2 separate regions of the Homo sapiens genome follow, and region 1 is linked to region 2. The links are chromatin loops, found by intact Hi-C in ENCODE. Cell type or tissue: CD14-positive monocyte. All regions are shown on one strand.

Evidence for each region. A loop is a pair of places that touch in the nucleus more often than their neighbours do. Peaks named below come from ENCODE experiments on the same cell type or tissue, not always from the same donor. Only the 100,000 strongest peaks of a DNase experiment are listed, where the experiment ranks them.
Region 1: it touches region 2 in a loop (10-fold over the local background); 66 of 110 quality-filtered maps call a loop at or near these places.

What each region holds. Positions count from the first base shown.
Region 1 is chr18:5,053,493-5,061,492 of GRCh38, forward strand. No RefSeq gene overlaps it. Among named protein-coding and RNA genes, the nearest start is that of LINC01892, 24 kb to the right of the region's middle. In CD14-positive monocyte, CTCF peaks have their summits at 4,460 (motif pointing left) and 4,785; a DNase peak (open chromatin) is centred at 4,439; H3K4me3 peaks cover 1,838 bases; H3K27ac peaks cover 1,304 bases.
Region 2 is chr18:4,102,771-4,110,770 of GRCh38, forward strand. All of the region lies in intron 2 of DLGAP1 (DLG associated protein 1), which reads right to left. Among named protein-coding and RNA genes, the nearest start is that of DLGAP1-AS4, 140 kb to the left of the region's middle. In CD14-positive monocyte, CTCF peaks have their summits at 3,828 (motif pointing right) and 4,027; no DNase peak of the experiment used is centred here.

The DNA of each region.
Region 1 (8,000 bases), 950 kb after region 2:
GAAGACTAGATACACCCAGGACACGAGATATACACTTCCCGGTCTAGTAGAACTCAGAGCAGGCCAGGAAGACTGTTTCACTTGACCACCCACAAGCTGTGATGTCTCCAGCAAGACAGTTCCAGGAGCCTCAGTGCCTCACTATGGTCAACCTGGGCATAAGAGATTTTTCCAGGTGCTATTTTGGAAATGCAAATGGATAATTTTGCTGACAGTTTCAATTTCTAATGTCCTACAAACAAGCTGAAAATAGTAGAAGTTAGATGAGAAATACACCATTATATCATCCAATTTAGCTGCCAAAGGCCAATGCCAATGTATTCACAATTATGTAACATTTTACAATTCAGAAAAAAAATTTTTACAAAAATTATTTCTTTTTGAGACAGGGTTTTGCTCTGTCCCCCAGGCTGGAGTGCAGTGGGACCGTCATGGATCACCACAACCTCAAACTCCTGGGCTCAAGTAATCCTCCCACCTCAGCCTCCCAAGTAACTGTGACTACAGGCACATGCCACCATGCCTGGATAATTTTTTATTTATTTATTTATTTATTTATTTTTGTAGAGATGGGATCTTGCTATGTTGTGCAGGCTGGCCTCAAACTCCTGGGCTCAGGCAGTCCTCCCACCTCAGTCTCCAAAAGTGCTGGGATTATAGGCATGAGCTATCATGCAAGGCCAAATTATTTCTTTTTATCCTTGCCAAAATCCTAAGATGGCAAGCAGGTAGATAACATCCTCATTTTACAACTAAGCAAACTAAGGAAGAGGCTACTTAGGTGACTTGCCCACCGTCACCCAACTAATAAGTTGTGCATTCAGTACAAAAACCCAGGTAACGTTATTTTTAATACCCTACAGCGAATTTACCTAGTGACTTACATTCGCCTAAACTCGGTAAATTTTATAATATTTTGCTAATTAGAAAACTCTAAATTAATAAATTTACTTGTAAGTAGTCAAATGTTTATTTGATGAAATAATAAATAAACAAAATATCTTGAAGGAAAAGCAGCTGCTATTCTCAAATACACACAGCAACTGGATCTGAACTAGCAAAAGTCTGCTGGCAAAGATCTTTAGAAAATCTCCTACAACAAACAGACACATAGTCCTTTATGATTAGTGTTTGTCAATTATGTATATAAAGGACCCTGCTAGTAAACAACCCTGAACCTTTGTCAACCATGAATGGGTTTGCTTAAGCAAATTGTTGATGTAAAAACAATTCAGTCAAATCCTACGGGAATTATCACAAAATTAAAATCAGTAGATCCTGAGCCTAGAGTTTTACGGTCTTAGGTGTGCTTCCTTCTCAGCTTTCCTGTAGCTAAATTATTAGCATACTTTCCCAAGGTTTAACCTTTGCTTTTCTTTCTTGATAACATAAAAAAATCCCCATGGAAATTAATTAGGATTATAAAAATAAATGACCAATGACAGTTTTATAATACTGAGCGTTGTTGCTATTCATACTCTTCCTTTGTGACATTATGCAAGATGATCATTTCTGCCCTAATTTCCCTCTCTACTACATGTATCCGAAAAGGAAAGTTTAGCATCAAGAAGGTCAAAGCAGAAGAAAGTAGGAATTTTGCAACCACTACAAAGATTAAAAGCAGAAACTGCTTTGGTAAAATGTAGCTCCCTTGAGCTAATCCAAAACTGGGTTTCCATCTAAGTGTTTCTAGTTATTTCTATTTTCTTGATTTTATAACAGACTTGTTATGATATATCTATACTCTTCCAGTAATTGGATCTGAAGGAAAGGATCCCTTATGTTAAAAGGAGAAAAAATGCAAATATAATCCACGGCATTGAATATCAAGTGAGATATGAAAAGCCTCAGAGAAGAGGAAGGTAGGAGTGAATTGCAGGCCACGGCCCAGTGGAAAGTGGACTGAAGGGAGCAGTCAGAGGCTAACAGTGTGGCAAGAGTGTGAGAGATGTCTTAAGAGCCAAAAAGAAAACCTCAAAGAGAAGCAGTGGTGATAAAAAGGATGGAGCAGAGACTTGGAAGCAAGAATATGAAGCTCAATTTCTGGAAGAATACAGATATTCCACTGATAGAAAACTTGGTTTCCATCCTAATTTTAAAACCTCAAAATGTTCAGCAGTGGATATTTCAAACTCCTACCCACAGTATGATGAAGTGGCAAATCACCCTGGCCAACATGTCAGAACACCTGTGTTTTTCCGTATGTTCATTTCCAAAGAACAGTGCTCTTTATGGACCATGTGTATTGTGTCAAGATGGCTATCAAAACCAGACTTCCACCAATCCCACTCACCCCTAATAGATAAGTGCTCTTGGGGAAGCCAACGCTATTCAGACAGAACTAGACTATACTAGAGTACTTCAAAGATTCCTTAGAGATTTAATGTCATACAGATTCTAGATGTACTTCTAAAACTATATCCCCATGGCTTTTTATAACTTTAGAAATGACTGTGACTAGCCTAACTCACCCCTTATCAACACTGGTAATCATTTAATAGAGAAACATGAGTGTACTTCTGATTAGGAAACAAACTAATGCTGTCAGTAGTTACTGAACACAATCTTTTTTCATCAATTTAACTAATGTCCAATTGTGTTTCTTTGACACTGCCCAGTGCATTTGTTTTAGCACATTCTTTAAAGTGGTCAGAAGAGGACTGGCAGGGTGGTTCACACTCTGGGTTGAAGCAGGGCTCCATTTGTACTGGGGGTAAGTAGGTATCTAAGATGTCTGGGGGATTCTAATGAATGCAAACACCTCTAAACTACATTGAAATCCTGAAGTAAGCCAAGGCCATGTATACATAACTGGAGGTTGATTACAAAATAAAATGTTTGGGGCTGGGCATGATGGCTCATACCTGAAATCCCAGCACTTTCAGAAGCTAAAGCAGGAAAATCACTTGAGGCCAGGAGTTGAAGACCGACTTGGGCAACATAGTTTAAAATTATTTTTTAAATTTTTTTTTAAAAATTATTTTTAAAATAGCTGGTCACAGTAGTGTATGCCTATAGTCCCAGCGACTCAAGAGGCTGAGGCAAGAAGATCACTTAAGCCCAGGAGATCGATGTGGCAGTGTAGTGAGCTATAATTTCACACTGCATTCCACCCTGAATGACAGAGCAAGACCTTGGATCTTAAAAATAAAAAAAAGTAAAACATTTGGAGTGAGATAGTTATATCTGTGCATCAGAGAAAAACAGTGGTAGAGGGAACTCTTACACACTGTTGGTGGGAATGTAAATTAGTACAACCTCTAGGCAAAACAGTATGGAGATTTCTCAAAGAACCAAAACTAGAACTACCGTTCAACCCAGGAATCTCACTACTGGGTATCTACTAAAGGAAAATAAACAGTTCTGTCAAAAAGACATCTGCACTCTTACGTTTATGACAGCACTATTCACAAAAAAAAGTCATGGAATCAACCTAAGTGCCCATCAATGGTGCGTTGAATAAAGAAAATTCCATATACACCATGGAATACTATACGGCCATAAAAAGAAGAAAATCATGTCCTTTGTAGCAACATGGATGCAGCTTGAGGCATTATCCTAAGTGAATTAACACAGAAACAGAAAATCAAATATCACATGTTCTCACTTATAAGTGGGAGCTAAACAATGGATACACATGAACATAAACATGGAAAAAATAGACACTGGGGACTCCAAAAATGGGGACAGAGAGAGAGGGGAAAGCGATGAAAAACTACTTACTGGGCACTATGTTCACTGTTTGCGTGATGGGTTCTGTAGAAGTCCAAATCCCAGCATTATGCAGTATAGTACAAACCTGTGCATGTGGCTCTTGAATCTAAATTTTTTAAAAATGAAGTGTTTGCCATTCTCTGAATTGGCTGTGGATTTGGCTTATTCTGTGCCTTCTATTTCCTGCTCCTCCTCCAAGATCCAATAAGTCAGAATCCATCCTAGCAGTCAACCCTCCTTGACATACCAAGGGATGTGGACAGGAGGGCAGGAATAGCACTGTAAGCTCAGACCTCTTCTGGCTGTCCTGACACGCCCCTCTCCTCTTCCCTACTTCCTCCATTCTGCTGCCTGGTTTATCTCTTAGCCTTTCACTTTCCAACCCGGCGTTCTGGCTCCTCCGACCTTCCGCCTGTCCCTGTGATTTTTTCGCCATGCAACAACTCTTTATTAAAATGACCCTACTTCCTCTATCCAGATTTTGCTTGATTTTGCTTTAATTTGCTTACCTCCTTTCTCAGGTCCTCATGACTTCTCCTAGCTACTTTATTGTCCTCTGATCTGATGCTTTTTCCCACATAGGAAAAGCTACTAATTGAATCCCAGCTTCTAAGCCATTGCCCACTAACCTCTCTTGAGACTCAAGAGACCTCACCAGCTGGCTGAGCCTGGAGACCTTGAAATCCAGAGGTGGCTACTGCAGGCTCTTCCCGGGTCGTGCCTGCCATCTTGTGGATATAAATGGTAACTACACCGAGGCTGGGCTCAAAACCCCCTTAAGGATCAAAGGACTTTGTTCCCTTAGTTAAAAACAAAAGTCCATGTTCTCACTCTTAGGTGGGAATTGAACACTGAGAACACACGGACACAGGAAGGGGAACATCACACACCGGGGACTGTTGTGGGGTGGGGGGAGGGGGGAGGGATAGCATTAGGAGAAATACCTAATGCTAAATGACGAGTTAATGGGTGCAGCACACCAGCATGGCACATGTATACATATGTAACAAACCTGCACGTTGTGCACATGTACCCTAAAACTTAAAGTATAATAATAATAAAATTTTTTTAAAGAGTACCTTAAATGCTGCCTTTTGCATCATGTCTTTGACTGGTCATTCCTGTCAAAAGGAATTGATCTTGCTTCTGCAGTCCTGAGGGTCTGCTCCATACTGATCCTGACGAAGGCATTAGGGTACCAGTCTCACATCTTCTATAAACCCCTCTATCCTTCAGAGCTCTTAGCTTTTTCACAAGCGCTTACTAAATGTTCTGGAAAGTTGAGAATCTAAGCTATTCAAACCATGGACCTATGATTAACTTGGAGGTGACACCTTAATTGTAAGTCAAATGCTGCAATCCTTTGCTTACCAATAAATTAGATTCCAAAAGGCTATTTTTAGATGTATGTGTTTGTGAGAAAGTTAAGCTTGCAGTCTCTTGATGTATTTCCACTAAATAAGAGTGTGAATCAGTCCTTTGAGGTTTTAAAACAAGGCATATTCTCATTTTCCTCATGGACAGTTCTATAAGCAACTTTTTTTCTCTTCAGCTACATTTTCTACACTTCTCCCTTGTCTTGATTGCTCTCTGTTTGCCTCCCTGCCCTTCCCCACCTCCCATCTATAGTACAGCTTTCTCTTCCCCACTCTGTGGTCAGAGGCTGCTCTACGTAGACAGCATCATCTCGGCTCCCCACCCTCTGGCTTCCTGTCGGGTTGGGCCATGAGAGGGGGAGACACCGTCAGGAGATGAGAGGTAAAGAGGTGATATGGACTAAACACGTGTCCCCTCAAAACTCCTATCTTGAAGCTCTCACCCCTTGTATGGCTGTATTTGGAGTCAGGAAGTAACTTAGGTTAAATGAGGTTATAAGGGCGGGTTCCTAATGCTACGAGATTGGTGGCTTTAGGAGAAGAGGAAGAGATCTGTCTCTCTCCTTCTCCCTCTTTCTCTTTCTCCCTCACTCTCTCCCTCCCTCCTTCCCTGCCTCACCACACACAGCTCAGAGGAGAGGTCATGTAAGGACAAAGCAACTATCTGCAAGCCTGGAAGAGAAAGCTCCCCAGAGGCTGAGCCCTGCTGGACCTTGATTTTGGACTTCCAGCCTCCGGAAATGTGAACAAATAAATTTCTGTTGTTGAAGTCACCCAGTCTGGGGTTTTTTATTGCAGCAGCCCGAGCCGCCTAAGACAAGAGGCTGGGTTGTATATTCTTCTCTTCCCTCCCAGGCCCTTCTTTCATGCCTGCAGCTCTGCCCAGTTCCGGTACACAGCTTCCTCCCAGCCTGGAAGGCCTGGAAGAGGAAATTGCTCCCTGCTATCGTTAGTCCCAGTGTACCCCAGTCTTTCACGGTTCCCGTAAACCCGTCCACACCTCTGTAAATAGTTCCGTCACTGAATAATTTTTATTAAACCCTCTGGAGTGTGCCTTCTGTTTCCTTCTGGAACAGGGTCAGCGAATGTTTTCTGTAGAGGGCCAGGGAGTAACTATTTTAGGTTTTGCCTGCCATATGGTCTCTGCTACAATTACTCAACTGCCGTTGTACCAAAAAAAAAAAAAAAAAAAAAAAAAAAAACCAGCCACAGACAATACGTAAATGAATGAGTGTGGCCATGTTCCAATAAAACTTTATTTACAAAAGCAGGTGGCCTGCTGGATTGGATTCAAGGACCCTGGCTGATACACCCACTGACCACTCACTGTGATGCACAATAGAAGTAGAAGGTGCTTTAAACCAGCAAAATCATCTCAGTTTTGCTAGTTTGCAGCAAAAATGAAATCAAATGTTCTTTCTGTATGCTTAAAATTCAGAAATAAACTCCTAACCTCGTTTTGTGCTAACACTGGGTAAATTACCATTCAACATTAGTAATGATACTCTGGCTTAATCAAGCCAAGATTGCAAAAGCATTTTGTTTTGCCAATCACCTCTTTTCATTTCTTGCTATTTTCAATTGATTACATAAGCACAACAGTTTTTATCTTTTGCGTGATTTGCTCTTTGTATAAAGGGCTTAAAAGGGGTGTTGACTTTCATAAAATTTATTTCTAAAATAGCTCCCTGAATAGTAAACCCAATATGTGATATTATCAGAAAACATATCTTCCTCTTGAGTGAAAAGAATATACATTTTCTACCTAGTTCTGCAAATACGCATATGTAGCTTGCATATGGTTAATTTGATATATGGATATATGTGTGTGTGTGACTTATGGAATCTAATAGATGTAATGTGATTCCATTCAAAGCAAGTAAAAGAGGGAAATGAAGAGCTTTAATGTGCCATAGAACATACTTTACATGTGCCATGTAACACACTTTACGTGTATTATCTAAACACCTTATATGTGCCATATAACATGCTTTACACGTGCCATGTAACAGGCTTTATATGTGCTATCAAAACACATTTTACATGTACCATATAGCACACTTTGCATATGCCATGTAACAGGCTTTACATATGTCATATAACACACTTTACAGGTGCCATATAGAACTTCCAATTTCCTCTATGTGAAAGGAAATTTGCTAAGCTAAGCTTTTTTTATGACAAAAGAAAAGTCTAAGGTTTTTGGTGTAAAAAAATTTACTATCAAGGGCCAGGCACTGTGGCTCAAGCCTGTAATCCCAGCACTTTGGGAGGCCAAGGTGGGTGGATCACGAGGTCAGGAGTTCGAGACCAGCCCAGCCAACAGGTGAAACCCCATCTCTACTAAAAATACAAAAATTAGCCAGGCGTGGTGGTGGGTGCCTGTAATCCCAGCTACTCAGGAGGCTGAGGCAGGAGAATCACTTGAACCCAGGAGGCGCAGATTGCAGTGAGCTGAGATAGCACCATTGGACTCCAGCCTGGGTGACAGAGCAAGAGTTTGTCTCAAAAAACAAACAAAAAAACAATCAAATAGAGATCACACAATTGCCTGGGCTGTCTCTGGAAGTGTGTGTCAGAAGGTGAGTGGTGAGTAAATCTATATAGCTACAGTCATATGGTCTTATGAATGGTTGAGAAAAACTAATCATGGGGATGATAAAGGTAAAGGATGAAAAAATTAAAGAAAGGCTTAGGAGAGCACTTTAGTGACTACATTAGTTTGCTATGGCTGCTGTCATGAATTGCCACCAACTTAGTGACTTAAAGTGACGCAAATTTATTGTCATTCAGATCTAGGGGTCAGAGGTTCTCAAGTCAAGGTGTCGACAGGGCTGTGTTTCTTCTGGGGCCTCTGCAGGAGAATTTGTCCCTCATCTTTCCCAGCTGCTAGAGCCCCCCTACATTGTT
Region 2 (8,000 bases):
TCTACACATACTTGAATGTATTTTGGTATTTATTTCTATTCTCATAAGCAGTATGTTTATTCCTGTGCCAACATTAGTGTTTTAATTTCTTTAACTTTATTCTTTGTGTTAGAGAAACTTTATTACTCAGTCCCATGTTTCCTAGTGGGGAATTCCCACTTCTCTCTCCCATACTAACTCTCTCCTTCCCTTGGGAAGAAAAGTGATTTATGTGATTGAGAACATGGAGTTCTTGCCCTGTCTCTCTGGGACCTGCAGGGCCTGCAAGTGTGTACTCCTTTTCTGCTTCTTCTGGGGCTAACAGTATGTTTTGATACTTGGCGGAGAAAGTGTTTCCATATTCTGTAGTTTTTTTCCCTTTCTTCTTCCTCAGATTTCTTGGCTCTTCTTTCATGTTTCCTCTTTTAGATACATTTTTAGGTCAGCATTTTAGAACTGATGGAAACACTTTCTGGCCCTTTGATCAGAACTGTATTAATTTCATATCATAACTGTAGAGGAACTGGTATCTTGTTCAGGAGCTTGGTGTATTTTTCTGTGTACTCAGGGCTTCTATGTATAATATATCACAAAAGTTTAATAGTTGTCTTCAATAGGTTTTATATTTTTCTTTGTATATTTATTTCCAGCTGTTTGATGATATTGGTTACTATGGTAAAGAGCACTAAAAAAATCTAATTGGTAGGGTAGTGTACAAGAAAAACCATTTGTGTTTGCTTATTAATTTTTATTCTGGCCAACTTGATTAAATCTTTTATTAGTCCTACATAGATAATAATATCTTAAATAATAGAAGTTTTCTCCTGTCACCCCACTACACGTTTTGAATTAACTGTAGTGACTAGGAATTATAGTATTGAATAATACCTGAGATAACAGGTAAACATATCTTGTTCCTAACTTTTATTGATAAGCACTTAATGTCTTACCATTGATTATGATGCTTGCTATTCACAGCAAGATAGAAGTTTTGTCTATTGTTTGCTATTTCTTTGAAAATCAAGTAGGTTTTGTATTAAATATTTTTTCAGAATCAAATAATACATTTTTTCTTTCATTTGTTAACATAGATAAAAAAATTGATATGCTAAATTGAACTAGCTACACATAGTTCATATAAATGGCACTTTGTCCACATTTTTAATGCTTTAGAGTCATTCTTATAATTTTAATTCCTAATAGTTTATTTAGGAGTTTTACATCCACATTTACAAGTGAGACTGACTTCCAGTTTTCCTTGTCTGTGTGTATTCTTTAATCTAATTTGGTATCAGAGTTTTGTTAGCCTTTTCTAATTCCAGTCTAATTTCTATTTCTAGTTAAGATAATTGCAGTCTTTTTCTACTACCTGGATGTAGTTTCAGAATATAAAAATTATTTGTTTCTTAAAGATTCAGTAGAAATCACCTAACATTTTCTGAATTTCATGCTTATTTTAGAGATAGATTTTTGACCACCTTATCTTCTTCTGTGATTATTATTGTCTTGAAATATTCTATTATTTTAGCGAATTTTGGTAATGTATATATTTTTGAAAGCTAATAGTTGTGTCTACAATTTTCAGATGTGTACAAAATATTCTCATGCTTTCTTGAATCCCTGAGTATATCAGGGATTATATAACTGTAGCTATATCCCATACATTTATCTGTAATTATGTCCCTTTTCTCACTGCTAACATCACTTATTTGTAGCATTTCTTTTTTCCCCTTTGATCAACCTTGCCAAGGATTTGTCAATTTTCCTGGTTAGTTTAAGAAATCAGGTTTTGATTTATTGCTCCAACTCTAGTATTGTTTATTTTTTCATTTTGATCGTTTCTGGCTTATGCTTTTCTATCTTTGAAAGTCTTCAAATATAATGCTTTTCTGATCACGTTCTTCTTGAGACACGTTCTGTTTTTTGAATGCAGATTACGTATAGTATACATCTCTTCTCTGTCTCTGTCTCTCTCTTTCTCATTCCAGAATACATACTAGAAAATAAGAATATAATAAGAAGGGGTTGGTCCTGGTGACTCAACCAATGTTCTTCTCTTCTCGAGTTCAAATAGTACAGCATAAGGCACAAGTCTTTATAGTTCTGTCAATTATTTAAAAGTCAAAATTCTATTAAGTTTGTCTGATCTTCCTGTATTCCTTCATGTTAACTTTGAGCAAATGCAACCATCAAACAGACAATGGAAATGCCTAGTGCCTGAACCACATTTACTCATTCAGTGTACAAGGATTGAAACACGCACACACACACACATGCACACATGCTGGGGCTAGGCACTGTGCTGGCTGCCAGGACACAGAGATGAGTCAAACAAGGTCCACTGCATAAAAGAAGCCCTGAGAGGAGTGGAGAGAAGCACTCACACGGTGCATAATCCACTGAGACCAGGCTTTAGTGAGATGTGTACCGAGTGTTCTCAAAGCAAGACGAGCAGTCAGGGATGGATGCTCAGGAAGTGGCATGAATTGAGTCCACGGGGCACTGAAGTATGCCAGCCTGTGTTCAAGGCCACGCTTAGTGTGCTTTCCTCTATGCAAGTTAGCAGCAAAGTCCTCCGTGCACACATGCCCAGGAATTTTAAATGCCATTTCTTTGGGGAAAGGAAAACCAATGTAACTTAATAATATCAAAGTGAAATAAAAGTCTTTTATTTCAGAGGTGGAAAGACCATTGTAAATTAAACTGTAAATTTAGTCTAAATCTCACTTCACATTACTTCTGATATTTTTAGCAACACTACTTAAATTCATATTATACTCACTTATCGTTGAGTTTGTGAATAACATGTATTTACTTCAACTTATAAATTTTGATATAACCTTTGAACTTTTGGGTTAACCCAAAGAAACATGTAAATGGCAGAAATGTATTGCTATTTAAAGTAATTTAAATGCGATCTATTTCTACAAATGTTTGTTGCTTTTTTATCTCTGATATCCAAAAATCAGGAGAAAAGGAGGCCTTAAAAGTTGTAATTAGGCCGGGCGCGGTGGCTCACGCCTGTAATCCCAGCACTTTGGGAGGCCGAGGTGGGCGGATCATGAGGTCAGGAGATCGAGACCATCCTGGCTAACACGGTGAAACCCCGTCTCTACTAAAAATACAAAAAAAATTAGCCGGGCGTGGTGGCGGGCACCTGTAGTCCCAGCTACTCGGGAGGCCGAGGCAGGAGAATGGCGTGAACCCGGGAGGCGGAGCTTGCAGTGAACCGAGATCGCGCCACTGCACTCCAGCCTGGGCGACAGAGCGAGGGTCCGTCTCAAAAAAAAAAAAAAAAAAAAAAAAAAAAGTTGCAATTAAACTAAAAACTGCTTAATTTTTAAAAAAGGTTTTTGTTTTGTTTTGTTTTAAGAAGTAGCAGTTGGTAACTGTCTCTAGCTCAGAGACAATACATGGCCAGGAAAAGATTGCTCATCTCAACTCAGAGGATAAGGGCCACAAAACAGCACGTTCAGTGCCAAGAAACCTACGATGTGGCTGTAGCTCACACAGAAGCCCGGGTTCTAGTCCTGAGACCTCCAAGGGAAACTTCTGCCCTTGGAAATTCACCCCTTTTCCAATCATTACGCTAGTATTTCATTGGCAGAAAGGCAGGCTGCACAATCAGCTGTCATGCCCCCAGCCCTGCATGCATCACCTTTCCACATTCCGTGGGTGTAGGACGAGGCTAGGGCGAGGAGTGGGTAGAAGAAATTGTATTTGCCTTTGGTAATTTTAAGTTTGACCACTGCATTGCGTTTAGCTGTTTTAACTGTGCAGGTCAGAAAATGTGCCCAGGTTTGCTAAAATAAATGCATAAATGCAACTCACGAAGTGCCAGTAGTACTTCCTTCAGCCGGCAGAGGGCAGAACAGAGGAACAGAACTTCACAAAGCAAGGCGCTGCCTGTCTTCTCAGACCAAAACACAAACCAGAAGCTGTGTTTTCCTTTGTTTCTTCAGAAAAGTTGTACGTAGAAGAATAGCATTTTTGAAGGAGGACTTTCACCAAAGCTTTTAATATCAGAATAATATATCCACTTTAGTATTTGATGTGTCCAGTGTCAAGACATCCAGATTCACCCAAACTGTGGCAGGGATGAGGCAGGAGAGACCCGAATACAGAGCTGTCCAGTGTGCCAATTTCAGTCAATTCTTAGATCAATCCGGAGTGTATAATTCTCAGAAAGGAAAAGATTTGTGGATTTTGTTATAGTTGTTTCATGCCAATGAACGTTCTCGTCACATTCTGATCGTTTAAAATAAAATGCACTAGATTTACTTTAACACTTTGGTCTCTGAAAGAGAAAGAAAGCCACGCGGCTTAATAAAAGCAACCCAATGCAAGTATTTGTTTTAAAACTGCCTAGCTAAAACACAGCGCCGCTGGATTACAATTGCCTCTTTGCTGAAGCAAAACACACATGGTGCTTAGATTCTACTTCAGCCTGAACTCCTTTTGAAAGGAAAGGGAGAAAGCTGTAGTGGAATGTGATTCACAATTCAGCCTTTCTATAAGGCCTGACACTCCCATGAGGCTTAAATGGAATCACACAGTGAATTTTCCACCGGCGAAATTTACTAGGGAAAGCCGTCTGGAAGCTGTCTTTTAGTAGAAGCACAGGAAGCCCGTGCGATCGATGAAGAATACCGACCCTCCTCTAGCTACGTCTGGCTCCCCTTTCCCTATCCTGCTTCCCAATGTACTTGTTCCCCATGACCCAGAATGGATTACAATGCCTTCTGCCTCACCATTATGAAAAAAGGGATTTCAGGGTTTCTTTCTGGGGGGATGAAATTGAAAGGTTTTAATATTTAGGCTGTAGTGATGGTTGCGTAGCACTGCTAATAAATATACCAAAAACCGTTGAACTACACATTTTAAATTGGTGAACTGAGTGATGTGTAAATTATTTCTTAACAAAGCTGTTAAAAATAAATTGATTTATCTCTCTACGATAGAAATGAATGTAATGTAATGAATAGTAATATTGAAACTCGCTTGCTTTTTAGCTAAAATGAGAGTCAAAGCAACATTATTTGATTGCCAGATTCTATTTCCTTTTAAGTTTTTTATTCTTCCATTTGGTGTTTGTGTGTCTGATTTTCTTTCTAGATTTTTCTTTTAGTGTTTCAGGTCCGAAGAAAAATCTTGGTTTTTGTTTATTTACTCTAAGAATTGAAAAATCTATAGATGGGGTGCAGAAAATGCTACCTCAAAATATAGCCCCTAGGCATACTGAGTAACTTGAGAAAACAGTGGAAGCAGGGACATCTCTGACTTTCTCCTATTCCCTCTCTCCTGAAGCAGATCATAGAAACTGACATTCTTCTGTCCCCTGACTCCCCTGAAGTGGGCCATAGAAGCTAGAATTCCCTTCATACCTTCTTCCCTGAAGTAGGTCATAAAACACAGGAAGACCACTCTCTGACCATCTACCTCTCTCCTCCCATAATAACCCTCATACCCTGAAGAAAGGAATGTCACACAGAGAGGACATGAAGAATCCAAACAGACAGGCCTTGTTCAGTTCCCCCAGCTTATCACCATTAGATCACACCCATTGGTCCTCCAATCACACTACTGTGTGACTGTCAATACAAATACAGTTTTTCCTGGGGCTTTGGGTCTCCTTTCTGAAGGCTCCTACGTCAGGTAAAATTTATATTAAATAAGTCTGTATGTTTTGCTCTTGTTCATCTCTCTTTTGTTATAGGGGTCTCAGCCATGAACCTGTAATTGGATGAGGAAAAGGTATTATCATTTCTCCCATACCCTGTATTACACAATAAAAAAAAAACCAGTAACATCTTGTATTTGTCCTATTTGAAAATTTTATTTATTAGCATTAGCTAATAAATTATTTGTATATATGCAAAACAAGATTGGAAATGACTTCCTGTTATATGAAAATGATTTCATCATGTGATATAACAGCTAAATATTTTAAAGCAACTTTAGGCAGCATTTAATAAAGGTGCTAACAGTGAGGAAGGAAGTATCTTCTACTTGGTACAGGTCAGACACATCTGGGGTTTGGTGTTAGCTTTAAACAACAGTGTAGCCTGGAATATTTCCAGTAGAAGGAGAAAGGGCTCAGGCACACTTAGGAGAAACCTATTTCTACCTCCAAATAATGGAAGGGCTGTCACATGAAAGAATGAACTTCTTTGACACAGCTCTTACAGTATAAAATTGTATTTGTTTTACAAATAGTACAACAGGTATAAGTTCTAAGGAGACACGAAAGAACTCCGTAATGTTTGGAGCTGTCTAAATGGGAGTGAGTTACTTCATTAAACAGTGAGCTCCTATTTGAGAAGTGTGGCTCATGACCTGGAAATGATTATATTGTGGGAAGGATGTGCTAATTCCAGGTCCAGCTTGTAACTGATATCTGGTGCCATCCGCAACTGGCACTCGGGGTGTCCTTTGGGGAAGTGGTTGTGTGTGGACTAACTAAGCTATATCACTTGATGATCAGATCATTTTGCCAAAGCACACCTATGCCAGCTTTTAAAAGGCTCATGTAATTATATTAGGCCCACTAAAATAATCAACTTTTTGCCATTTAACATAACATAATTAAGGGAGTGATATCTCCTCATCTTCAGAGGTTCCACCCACACTCAAAAGGAGGGAATTGTACATCAGCGTGGGGCATTAGGCCACTCTTAGAATTCTGCACTTCACAGGGTGACTGGAATTAAAACATTCCATGGTTACTGTAGTGTTCAGAGAAGGCTAAAGTGTCCATTGGCTTTGGAGCTCCTGCTTCACTACTTGGAGACCTGTATTTTTTTTCAGCTCTTGATGCTGGAAGGAAGGTTCTTTCCAACTTGATGAAACAATCACCAAATATACACCAGTGGGGGCTTTCCTGAGCCCCTGCTCCTGAACCAGGTCCTCTCCTTCCTCATTCACTCCTAGAATCTCTAGGACTCCAGCCTATACCAAGTTCAAAACTTGTCCAGATCTAACTTTAATGAATGTAATCACCATTAATCCTAACTCAAACTATTTCCCCCATATTTTTTTTTATTTTAAATCATTCTTCTTTACGTCTTTCTTGCTTAATTTCTCCTAAGAAGCAAGATTTGGGTTCGATTTTCCTTTTCTAGGTGTTTTTTTGTTTGTTTGTTTATTTGTTTTTTGTGGGGACAGGACTCAAGTCTTGAAATGTGAAATATATATATTCATATTATCTATATTGTGTGTATACATACATATATGTTTCACATGTGTAGAAGATTTCTCTCGTCTCCAAAAAAAAAGGATACACAGATACACAGTCATGCATTGCTTAACGATGGGGATACCTTCTGAGAAATGTGTTGCTATCCAAATCTGTCATTGTGTGAATATTACAGAATTTATTTACACAGACCTGGATGACCTAGCCTACTAAACACCTAGACTATACGGTATAGCATATTGCTCCCAGGCTGCAAAGCTGTGCAGCATGTGACTGTACTAGATGCTGTAGGCAAATGTAACAATGGTAAGTATTTGTGTTATTTAAACATATTGAAACAAAGAAAAAGTACAGTAAAATACATTGTTATAGTCTTATGGGACCACTATCCTATATGTATACCATTGTTGACTGAGCATCATTATGTGGTGCGTGACTGTCTATATCCTTGGTAATATGGATTACTCTTAAGCCATTAATCCCCCCAGTGTGTACTCATGGAATGGTAACTGACTATAGAATTAAGCTTAACAAATCATAATTAGGAAAACAAATCATCCATAAAAAATACTGTGCACAGGCAGTTTCCAAGTTATGAATATATCAGGTCCCCATAGTTTACTTTTCAGTCAATTGTTTAGAGCCTAGTCCTAGAGATACTATATTTTGGGGAAAATGCTGGTTAGGTTTCTGGGTTCCCTGTGGGTTTGATCAGCCCATAATGAAAATGAATTATAGTAGTAATAGTAAAAGAGATCAGGATTCTGGGAACAAAAGAAAATTTTACTCCTTATTTTTTATTGAGTAGGGCTATCTGGGAGAATAT